Linked DNA regions of Homo sapiens: region 2 is linked to region 1. Evidence: chromatin contacts called from ENCODE Hi-C or POLR2A ChIA-PET data. All regions are on one chromosome and are shown on one strand. Each heading gives the region's core, a stretch centred on a gene start or an enhancer-like site at or near the end of the contact. The rest is flanking DNA. Distances are from core to core; before and after follow the strand shown.

Region 1 (5,959 bases), core at 267-2,766:
ACATAATCACCTCCTAAAGCCTCACCTATCACGTTGGTGGTTGCTTCAACATACGAATTTGGTGGGGGGACATTCAGACCTTAGCATATGTGATCTAGTAGTTCTGCTCCTGGATATGTATCCCTAAAGGACCTAAGAAGGGACTTCAAGAGAGATGTGTACACCCATGTTCATAGCATTACTCATAATACCCAAGAGGGGGAAACAATCAGCAGATGAGTGGATAAACCAAATGCGGTCTATGGATATAGTGGTGTATTATTTGGCCATAAAAATTTCTGGTACTTGCTACCACATGGCTTTTTCCCAGGGAAAGTATTAGTTTTTGTTTGACAAAACACCTTGATAGGTCATGGTTCTGCAAGGCAGAGATGTGAAACAAAGAAAGCTAACTGTTGCAAATAATAAAAAGTTGGAGTTCCTTTGAGCTAAAGCTAAAGTGGCAAAGGAGGAAGAGGTTCATCCCTACCCTTCTGCACCCCATTATTTTGAAGAAAAAGAGTGGCCTGACCCTCCAGATCTTTCTTTTCTGGAGGACACTGGGCGAAAAGTAGTTGCCCCAGTGACTGTTCGAGCAGTTGATGGCTTGCTAAGTAAGAATGCTAAACACAAAAGGACAACTCTTGTTTGATCCCACTCATATGAAGGGAAATTCAGAAAGAAAGTGAAATAGTGGTTACCAGGGTCTGGGGTGAGGGTGGAATTTGGAGCTCTTTTTCAGTGGGTACAGAGTTTCAGTTTGTGGTGATAAAAAATGCATGTAAGCCGGGTGTGGTGGCTCACGCCTGTAATGCCAGCATTTTGGGAGGCCAAGGTGGCCGGATCATTTGAGGTTGGGAGTTTGAGACCAGCCTGGCCAACATGGTGAAACCCTGTCTCTACTAAAAAATACAAAAATTAGCTGGGCGTGGTGGCACACACCTGTGGTCCCAGCTACTTGGGAGGCTGAGGCATGAGAATTGCTTGAACTGGGGAGGCAGAGGTTGCAGTGAGCCGAGATCATGCCACTGCAGTGCAGCCTGGGTAACAGAGCAAGACTCCATCTCAAAAAAAAAAAAAAAAAAAAAAAAAAAAAGCGTGTAGAGTGGACATGCTTAGATCCAGTAACTGATACCCCCAAATTATATGCTTAAAAATGGTTAAAATTTTGGCTCTTCCCCACCCGCCCCACCCCTAACCCCCCACCCCCCCCAAAAAAAAAAAACCCAGGTGAAAAAGGAAGAGCTTAGACTTCAACCAACCAACCTCCCACCCCTGGAATTAAAAAAAAAACAAAACAAACCAAAAACAAAGCTAGTGCAATGGTCATACTGTTCCATGTCATACACAGCAAGGGGAGAATGCATTATTCTCTCAATGGATGCCTTTCGAAAGATATGCTTAAAGCAAGTGCCCTCCTGCTGCTACAAAGTGCAAGGCTGCCTGTGTCAGGACTAAAGGAAGAATACCGAGAACCCCAAGTTATATCCTTGTTGCCCCTGCTGGGTGGAACAGGGCAGAGCGATGTGGGTGTGGATTAGCGCCCTCTGGTTGCTGAAAGTGAATTCACAGTTTGTTCTAGTCCCCAGTTAGATGACGTTGGAAATGATAAAATTACAGTAGTTAAGATAGTCAATGGCATATTTTCAAACATCCCGATGTTCTTTCTCTCCAACTGCCATAACTAGTCCTAGGTCTGGACTTTTCCTCTCAATGCATTCAGATAAACTTTTATCAGCAGGCCTGCTATTTTATCACAGTATTTTGGCCCAATCTTTTTTTTTTTTTTTTTTTTTGAGACAGGGTCTCACTCTGTCGCCCAGGGTGCTGGAGTGCAGTGGCGTGATCTTGGCTCACTGCAGCCCCGACCTCCCTCATCCTCCCATCTCAGCCTCAAGTAGCTGGACTACAGGCGGGTGCCACCATGCCCAGCTAATTTTTGTATTTTTTGTAGAAATGGGGTTTTGCCATGTTGCCCAGGCTGGCCTTGAACTCCTGAGCTTAAGTGATCCACTCGCCTCGATTTCCTAAAGTGCTAGGGTTACAGGCGTGAGCCACCATGCCCAGCCCAGACTTCCTTCTCATCCAGGAAATTCCAAAATGTCTTTACATACATATTCTTATATTGTGTAATAAAAGATTCTGAAGTCCATTACTGGCTAGAATAATAACTAGAAATTGCTTAATATTACTATACATTGCATTTGAACTTAATCTCCACAGTAACAATTAGGTAGTATTACTTGGATTTCATGGATGAAGAAAACCAAGATACAAAAAGTTCACACAGCCAGTAAGCAGATGAGCCTGACTTCATAGTCATACATAGCCTGAATTGAGTCCCAGCAGGAGCACATGGGCATGGACATCTACCAGATTTGGGAACTGGCGTAGCCAAGCAAGAAATAGGAGACGGAATCAGGAGTTAGGATTCCATGCTTAGGACCATCCCAGATGGATGGCTGCCTCCCTCTGGGAGCTGCACTCTTCTGAGGTTGCAGGCATCCAGGGCCAGGGTGCTTCTGTGAGGTGTGCCAGCACGTGCCACTCTGCTGGATACAAGCTATCATGTTCTGAGGGCTGCTTCCCTCAGCATAAGAAGGGGCTTCTATTGGGATGTGTAGGCTTCATTGTAGGGTCCACTTGAGTCTTTTTTTTTTAGAGACAGTCTCGCTCTGTCAGCCAGGCTGGAGTGCAATGGCGCGATCCCAGCTCACTGCAACCTCCACCTCCTGGGTTCAGGCAATTCTTGTGCCTCAGCTTCCCAAGAAGCTGGGATTACAGGCACATGCTAACACGCCTGTATATTTTTTGTAGAGACAGAGTTTCGCCGTTGGCCAGGATTGTCTTGAACTCTTGGGCTCGGTGATCTGCCTACCTCGACCTCCCAAAGTGCTGGAATTACAGGTGTGAGCCATCACGCCCGGCCCACTTGAATATATATATATAGCCAAGAATAGTTGGCTATACTTTCATCTTTGCCTAGTTCTAAGTAATTGATTGGTTTCAGGATCCAATAAACTCTACAGGTAAATCCACTAAGGTAATGGTCTATACCGGTGGTTCCTGAACTTGAGTGTGCAGCAGAATTACCTGGAAGGCTTCTTAAAACACAGATTTCTGTCCCCACCTCCCAGGATTTGATTCAGGCGGCCTGCTGTGGAGCCTGAGAATGTACATTTCTAACAAGTTACCAGGTACTACAGATGCTTCTGTTCTGGAGACTGTGCTGAGAACCACTATGCTATATCTTTCCAGGGACAGTAAGGATCCCACTAAAAAGACAAGAATTCGATTTTTATCAGTTTACTAAATCAACATCTTATATTTCTATACTAAACACTAGCCACTACTTGAGGTTTATTACTGTTGTGATTATGTTTATAAAACAGGGACATCTTGCATACCCCTAATGGTGTGAATAAAATCAACTGTGTCAGTACCTTTGAGCACTTCATAACTTAAAATTCTAAAAAATTGAGATTTGGACCTACAGTTTGCTATTTAACAGACCAGGTCTGGTCTTGACAGTAAAGCCACCATCAAAAGCTGCATTAAGAACCTCATCCAGGCAGCTTGCTGTGACAAAACTTAAATCCTGTCGTACGTTGCCTGGGATTCCCTCAAGGTCTTTTTCATTTCTCCGAGGAATAATGACTTGCTTCAGTCCCGCTCTGTGTGCCGCCAGCACTTTGTCTTTAATTCCACCCACCTGTAAGGAGAGAAAAAAGTTTTTAGGGTTAATGATCACCCTCAAGCTGAAAGAAACCCTGACCCAGCTTTCTTTCACTGAATTTAACCACTACTATTTTAAAACATCCAAATCATCTTCCGTTTTGTTATAGCATGAGCTAGGAAAGCCAGGAAAAAGGATAAGTAGTAACCTTTTTTTAATGTTTCAATTGGTGTTATATTAAAGACTCTGATGAGGGGGATTCTAAATTGTTGATAGGTATGAGTTCCTCTTCTGTCAATGATTGTTTTTATAAATGCTGTCAAAGTAAATTGGCATTCAGGTGTAATCACAACCGTCTAGTCTTTAGGTTGATCTGAAAAAGCAGCACGTGATTCTGACCATGAGCGCCGCTCCTGCAGAGCTTAGCTGTGTGCTGGGGTTACTTCCCTCTCTACAGGTTTAAAGCCAGAACCTCCATGCTGGTTAATGAAGAAAATGTATCCCTAAACTAGGCTCCTATGGTGGCTTTCAAACATGTCTACAATGGTCCCCCTGCTTGAATGTGGGCCAGGCTTTGTGACTCGGTAAGAAACAGAGTGTGGTGGGAGTGATGCTGTATGATCTCCACGGCTGAGTCACAAAAAACGAGAGCTGCTGCCTGAATCTCTCTTGATCACCTGCCCTGGAGGTGGCCAGTCATAATGTCTGAGGTCACTCAAGCAGCCTATGGGCAAGTCCATCAGGTGAGGAACTGGGGCCTCCTGCCACTAGATGGGACCAATTTGCCAGTCACATGAGTCAACCACCATGGAAGCAGTTTCTCCAGCCTGTCAGCCTTCATGTGACTGCAGCCTGGCTGGAACCTAGACTGTAAGGCCAGAGACCCTGGGCCACAAGAACCCAGCTCAGCCTCTCCTGAATTCCTGGCCCACAGGAACTTGAAGAGTATGGAGTATTCTTGCTTTGGGGTAATGTGTTGCATCTGCTCCAATTAAGACTGGCTGGCTGCTCCAGGCCTTCCCGCCCCACTGGCATCTTCTTTCAAGGTTTTGTTCATGCTGCTGAAGTACTCCTTCAAAGTACCTTCTTCAAAAGAGTGTAAGATGAACTGATTCCTTGCATGTTTGAAAATATTTTACTTTCACACTTGATTGATACTAAGGCCATGTATACAAGACTAGATGTAAAACATTTTCCCTCACAGCTTTCATTACTATTTTTTTTTTTTTTGAGACAGTCTTACTCTGTCACCCAAGCTAGAGTGCAGTGGCACAATCTTGGCTCACTGCAACTTTCTGCCTCCCAGGTTCAAGCGATTCTCCTGCCTCAGCCTCCTGAGTAGCTGGGATTACAGGCATGCGCCACCACATCCGGATAATTTTTTTGTATTTTTAGTAGAGACAGGGTTTCACCATGTTGGCCAGGCTGGTCTCAAACTCCTAACCTCAAGTGATACGCCCACCTTGGCCTCCCAAAGTGTTGGAGTTACAGGCGTGAGCCACCACACCCAGCCTCCTTACTATTTTTAAAACAATTTTTGTAGAGATATATTTCCCAGGCTGGTCTTGAACTCCTGGACTTGAGCTATCCTCCTGTTTAGCCTCCCAAAGTGCTGGGATTACAGACGTCAGCTGCCACGCCTGGCCCATTTTCCCTCATAGTTTTGAAGGTACTGCACATCCAGTGTCAGTGCTGAGGCCGCTTTATCCTCAGTAATCTGAAAAGTCAAGGGGATGAAATGTTTTTCCTGGTTAGTAATGGTCCTTTCGATCTCAAGATGCCTTAACTTCTAGGAAATGTTCAGTTATTTCTTGGATAATTTGTTCCATTCCATTTTCCTGTTTGTTAGAACTCCTTTTAGATGTTGGAGTTCTAACAACAAATTGTTTTTCACTATAGTTTTTTCCTGAATAATTCTTTGACCACTTTCAAATCCCAAAGCCCCGTCTTGTCCTCTGTTCTCAAAGGAGGTTTTCTCCAGCTTTCACAGGCCTTTCTTTCAAGTGCTGCTGCTTTCCATCCTGCCTCTTGTAATGGTCTGGAGCTGAAGGTGTACCCCAGGCCGCTGTGGCTGTCTCTCCTGAGGCTGCAGAAGCCTTTACTTGGGCTACGATTTGCTCTGAGAGGGGACCAAGTAGAAAACCCATTTGTTCTATGGAGGTTCTAAAAATAGAAAAAATTATCCGGGCGTGGTGGCGCATGCTTGTAATCCCAGCTAGTTGAGAGACTGAGGCAGGAGAATCACTTCAACTTGGGAGGCAGAGGTTGCAGTGAGCCAAGATTGTGCCACTGTACTCCAACCTG
Region 2 (5,947 bases), core at 2,914-5,413, 81 kb before region 1:
CAGGGTCTTACTTTGTTGCCTAGGCTGGAGTGCAGTGGTGTAGTCCTAGCTCACTGCAGCCTCGACCTCCCAGGCTCAAGGGATCCTCCTGCCTTAGCCTCCCAAGTAGCTAGGACTACAGGTATATGCCACTACGCCCTGCTAATTTTTGTAGAGATGGGTCTCACTATGTTGCCCATGGTCTTTATAATTTAATTATATATATATATAAATTAAAAATAATATTACACTTACAGAAAACTTAGCACTACTATAAATGGAAAACCTTTATACCTTATCATAAATCAACACAGGCAAAAATATTAAAAAGAATAATTTTTAAAGTTACACAATTCCAGCTAGCTCCTGTTGCCTGCTATCTTAGATTCTCTAGAAGTCAAGCCAGGGCTTGAGTATAAGGTGGGGATTCTTGTGCAAGTGATTTACAGGGGGGACTCCTGGTGAAGGAGGGAGGGAAACAGAAAGAGGCTAAGCAAAGGCGTGGGGCCAGCTGAAGCTCTGGAACAGGAATGGGACCAGAGTTGAACCACCTCAAGGCATGAGGGCTGGGCTTTTGTGCCTGGCATCAATCAGTCGTTGCCGCATACTTCCTCTCGGGATGATGGTATAATCTCCCACCTATTTCCAGGTGAGGCAATTTCCAAAAGAAGGGTGTGGCTGTAAAGTGCTAGCTGCCAACATTCACAGCAGCTGGGAGGTGAATGTATCAACTAGGTGACGGGGATTAGGCAGGACCAGCAGCATCTATTATACCAGTACCAGCCAAAGGCTTTAACCTAAGTTTTCCTCTCTTTTTGCTTTAGACAGGGTGTCACTCTGTCATCCAGGCTGGAATGTGCAGTGGTACAGTCATGGCTCACTGCAACCTCAAACTCCCAGGCTCAAGGGATCCTCCTGCCTCAGCCTCCCAAGTAGCTAAGACTACAAGCACACATCACTATGCCCAGCTAATTTTTTATTCTTTGTAGAGATGGGGGTCATCACTATGATACTCAGGCTGGTCTTGAACTCCTGGACTCAAGCAATCCTCCCGCATAGGCCTCCCAAAGCGCTGAGATTACAAGCGTGAACCACCACACCTGTCTGGTTTGCTATCTTTTGGAGTTAAAAAGAAATGAGAAAACGTGGCCAGGCACGGTGGCTCACACCTGTAATCTCAGCACTTTGGGAGGTCGAGGCTGGTGGATCACTTGAGGTCAGGAGTTTGAGACCAGCCTGGCTAGCGTGAAACCCCGTCTCTACTAAAAATACAAAAATTAGCTGGGAGTGGTGGTGCATGCCTGTAGTCCCAGCTACTTAGGAGGCTGAGGCAGGAGAATTGCTTGAACCCAGGAGATGGAGGTTGCAGGTTGCAGTGAGCCTACATCACACCACTGCACTCCAGCCTGGGCAACAGAGCTCTGTCTCAAAAAAAAAAAGAAAGAAAAAAGAAATTAGAAAATGTTAGAGTGATGTTAAAGACAGGTTAGCACCAAATAGAGACTTTCTCCTTAATGTCGTCAGATGATGGGAAAGAGAATTGAAAATAGACTAGCTTTCTTACTGATACACTGTTCCTTCATGCTCTGCCTGGTCTTTTTGCCAGCTCAGGTGGCCCAGTGCATCCCACACTTTGGGAAACACTGCTGTAAGGCTTTCAATGGGATCCAGCCTGCCATGGCCCCCTCAGCTCCTCTCTGCAGTGCTTTCTTACTTCCCAGCCATTTCATCCAGCAGCCTTGTGTTACACAGATGGCCCACTGTTTGCTCCCAGCTTATTCCCTGCCTTTCCAATGTTCTGCTCTATATTGCAGGAAGCTGTGTTTCCCAGGCTCCCTTGTCAAGTGGCTCTCCATAGCTTTGTGTGTTGGGAGAAAATGGTACAAGACCAGAGTACGGTAGGGTGAGATGTGGGGATCAACCATTTCCCCCCTCTTGCTCTGCATCTTCCACAGTGGCTGTGTATCATCTATGGTTCCAAGCCCTTCTGTGGCTCTGACTCCTGCCAGACAACCCTCACCTCCATGGGGCGAGCTCTCACGGGCAGCCCTGCCATGGTTCTAGCTGCTGCCACCAACACTGGCTTCTGGGCTTCATCTCCTCAACCTTGGAGTAAGAAGCTTCCTGCTGGTGCTAAGCTGTGTTCCTCACTATCCCGTTCAGCCTTTCATCCTTCCATTATCTATGTAAGCAATTCCTTGTGTTAAACTCCCACTGTTGAAAGACCTAGAGTAGTTTCTTAATTCTGACACAGAGAAGCAGCAAGACAGCAGTGAGCTAACCAAGGGTTTACAAAGTCATCAATGAGAAGTTCTGCATCAACCAATCCATTGCTAAGGTCATGTGGCTATGAAAGTCACCCAAGGCCAAGACCTCAACTTTTCCCGCTTGAAAACCCTTGAATATAGAAGGAGCTGGAGGAGGAGGAGTAATAAACTATTCCTCCAAAAATCCAAATGTGTTAATAGTCCCAGCCTTGGCCCTGCACCTCCCCTTCTCCCTCCTCTCGGCAATTCCTGACTTGATTAGTTACCAGGACTAATGCCTTTCTGCTGGTTTATCAGAAAAAAAAAAAAAAAAAAAAGGTTTCTAATACAAAAAATTAGCTGGACGTGGTGGCACACGCCTATAATCCCAGCTACTCCGGAGGCTGAGGCATAAGAATTGCTTGAACCTGGAAGGTGGAGGTTGCAGTGAGCCGAGATTGTGCCATTGCCCTCCAGCCTGGGCGACAGAGTGAGACTGTCTCAAAAAAAAAAAGGGGGTGTTCTCACATGTCCTATGGGGCCTCTCATGAACAATCAGGATATAAGGAACCAGAGAGAGAGAGAGAGAGAGAGACAGAGAGAGATCACAATGGGGCTTAATTTGGAGCCACTTAAATAGATGGTTTTATGAAACCTAATTCCCTCTGTTATTTCTAAATATGCCACTGAGAACTTTAAGACTTGCACACAGCTACTGCTTTCCACTGCAGGCGGGAATTGCCCTCCAGGTGGGAGAGCCAGAGAGGGATGCAATCAGTCCCAGGAGGTTAAAGCCAAGGCCAGGACTCCAATGCTTTGCCTAGGACTTTGTTGTCATTTTCTTCTTGGAAATGGGCCATGATTAGAGAGGGCCAGAAAGGAGCTCTGCTCTGGGGAGGTGAGCCAAGCAGCAGATCAGCCTCGTACTGGTGCAGCCACAAGTGCCAGGAAGCACCACTTTGTGTTAGATGTCCTGAGAATTTTCATCAATGCCCTTGCTGGATGGGACTGATTCCGGGCCAGGCACACATGAGGGCCTCCCAGAAGGCAGGATTCTTCCCATTTGTGACATTAGATCTTTAAAAAGTAAAAAAGCCGGGCGCGGTGGCTACGGCCTGTAATCCCAGCACTTTGGGGGGCCGAGGCAGGTGGATCACTTGAGGTCAGGAGTTTGAGACCAGCCTGGCCAACATAGTGAAACTGTGTCTCTACTAAAAATGCAAAAATTAGCCTGGCGTGGTGGCATGTGCCTGTAATCTCAGCTACTCAGGAGGCTGAAGCAGGAGAATCGCTTAAACCCAGGAGGTGGAGGTTGCAGTGAGCAGAGATCACACGACTGCACTCCAGCCTGGGCGACAGAGTGAGACTCCATCTCAAAAAAACAAAACAAAAAAAATTAATACTTTGTAGATCTGTTACTTATGTAGGTTTTACCCACAGTCTGGGCAAGGGGCAGCTTGGTGACCGTGGATTCACAGTCGTGTCAGCACCTCCTCCTTCCTGGGTCCCAGGTTTCCATCAGGGGTGCTCCCGGCAGGGGGCAGCTGGAAACTGCCCCAAGCAAGACTCGCCAAACAGCAAGATGGGTGGCAAGGGTCCAGGAACAGGTTTTGGCAACACAGAGGGAAACACATACTAAGTGAGTTTATTTTTGTTTTTTCCATCTTTAATTGAGTATTTACTTCGTGTCAGGCACTGGGCTAGGCACCTCCCATGTCTTGGCTCATCTAATTAACACAGCAACCCAGGAGTCAGGTGCTATTTTAAATTGCTGTTTTGCAGAGGAGGTGCACCAAGGCTCAGAGATGCAAAGTAACATGCCAAGGTCACACAGCTGCCTGGGGCCCCTATTGCAAGAGCAGTGTCTAAACTCCTCAGCCTGGGAGGCAAAATAAACATCTGGTGAGGCAAGGGTCAGTCACGGAGAGGCAGAGGGAAGTTCCAGCTTGGGGATGGTGGAAACGTGCTGACGTGAAAGTTGGGCCAAAATAGGCACACAAAGGAGCCAGCTAGGGGTTTGCTCTGCAAAACCAATGATTAGTGTTCTTGGAAGCCATGTTCCTGCTTCACCTGAAGGCTCTGCCTGGTGTTATCTTTCTTCACATTGACTCTGTCCCAGGAAGCCTTTATTTCTTGCTTACCACAGACAGGATGGGGCAACTGCTCTGTACTAGAGCTGCCTAAGAGCTGCAGGAAACACAGATATTGACAGCACAGGATCTCTGCTCTCAAGAAACCCACAGGGTAAAAGGAAGAGGAACATTTATCCAAATGGAAATGACCAAGCCATGCCTAAGGAGAAGAGTGAGCAAACCGTCAGAGACACAGAAAGGAGGGCTATCAGGGAAGACTTCTCAGAGGAGGTGGTCTTTGAACTGGACCCAGAAATGGACCGGGGATGCAATAGTTGGATTGAGAGGAAAGGCTAGTCCAGGCTGAGGAAATAGGTACAGAGGAGGAAAGGGTAGGAAATGGTTAGGACAGGGGAGGAGCCAGATGTGGCTGGAGTGTGAGCTGTTGGGCTAGAATAGGATAAGATGAGTCTGGAAAGGTAATTTGGGCCAGATTATAAAAGCTCTTGACTGAAGAAGCGATATTCCGCCAGCAAGAGAAGCATGTGATATAAGCTTTTCATGAATGAGAACCTCGGCTCTTACATCAACACATATCCTCAGAACACTGCTGCAGGACAGGGGTCAGGCTCCCAGTTTTACACAGGAGGAAACCAAAGTTTGTAGCAATTCTTATTCTACACTTCCTTCCTCCTCCACCATTAAAGATGTCTTTCTTGGAGGCCCCCTCTGTTGTCTTGAGGACAACCTAATCCAATCACAGGGTCCTTGTGGCTAAATAAAATCATCATTTCCCCAAGAGAAAGGCTACTCTGAGAGGCATGGGGAAGGGAATAGGGTGCAAGACAGGGAGGAAAGAAACCTGGGTTCAGTCTGGACTCTATCAACAGCCTGTGACCTTGGGGAAGTCACTTCCTCTCTCTGGGTCTTGGTTTCCTCATCTGTAAAGTGAGGAATTGAAGTGAATACTTGCCAACTCCCAGAGTCTGTGCATAATTAAATGAGGCCCGGGTGTAGAGGGAGAGAAGGGAAGGAGCGTGCCTTCATTTTTTGGTATTTTTGAGTGTGTCCTGGACACTATGCCTCATGCAAAGGACAGGGACATAGGAAAGAATATGGCTCCCTAAGAAGGAGAAAGACAAGTGAAATGACAGAAACAGAGGCATTGAAAACAGCAGGGCTCAAAGTTAGGCTGGAGGTCAGGGAGGGCCTCGCAGAACTGGAGCGTGAGCAGCCTGTGAAGGAAGGACAGGAACTCACTGCCCGGCGATCAGGACGGCCAGGGCCTTCCAGGCAGGGGAGCTGTGTGGACAACGCAAGGAAGGCGGCAACTGCGTATCTGTTCAGGCAGGTGCAAATATGGATTGGTAGTGGGGTAAGGAGGACCGTGGAGAAACAGATCGGGCTGGAGAGGTCAACCAGGCCTCGTGGCCAGGGAGAAGTTCTGACCCGGGGGTCTGATCAATAACTGATGGCAGGCTGATTAGAGGACCTCCCACCCCCGCAGAGGCTCCCTGTCCCCCTGCGCAGTTCTCACCTCCCCACCAAGGCAGAAAGACTCAGCACAGCTGCCTCTTATGTGCAAGCTGGAGGAGACAAGCAGGGCTCCAGGTGGGAGTCACAGAGGCCCTTGGTTGGTGCAAAATTGAG

What was found. A loop is a pair of places that touch in the nucleus more often than their neighbours do. ChIA-PET counts read pairs that join two places held with the same protein, here RNA polymerase II (POLR2A). Pooled maps may share reads with other maps.
Region 2: a loop to region 1 is called in a map of HepG2, with 16 times the contacts of the local background. The contact joins two enhancer-like sites. A Hi-C loop is called at or near these places in 5 of 168 maps with a recorded cell type or tissue (HepG2, K562, OCI-LY7 and 2 more), 4 of 37 single-sample maps with no recorded cell type and 11 of 50 pooled maps. POLR2A ChIA-PET finds 5 or more read pairs at or near these places in 13 of 52 experiments (AG04449, H1, HepG2 and 9 more).

The regions. Positions count from the first base shown.
Region 1 is chr16:48,349,313-48,355,271 of GRCh38, reverse strand. It overlaps LONP2 (lon peptidase 2, peroxisomal), which reads right to left. Exons shown (of 15, transcript NM_031490.5): 15 at 1-3,691. The coding sequence ends at 3,470. Among named protein-coding and RNA genes, the nearest start is that of SIAH1, 33 kb to the left of the region's middle. Within about 2 kb of position 1,516, at least 7 of the 41 ENCODE cell types and tissues checked have a DNase peak (open chromatin) inside an H3K27ac peak, as active enhancers do.
Region 2 is chr16:48,433,292-48,439,238 of GRCh38, reverse strand. No RefSeq gene overlaps it. Among named protein-coding and RNA genes, the nearest start is that of SIAH1, 51 kb to the right of the region's middle. Within about 2 kb of position 4,163, at least 3 of the 41 ENCODE cell types and tissues checked have a DNase peak (open chromatin) inside an H3K27ac peak, as active enhancers do.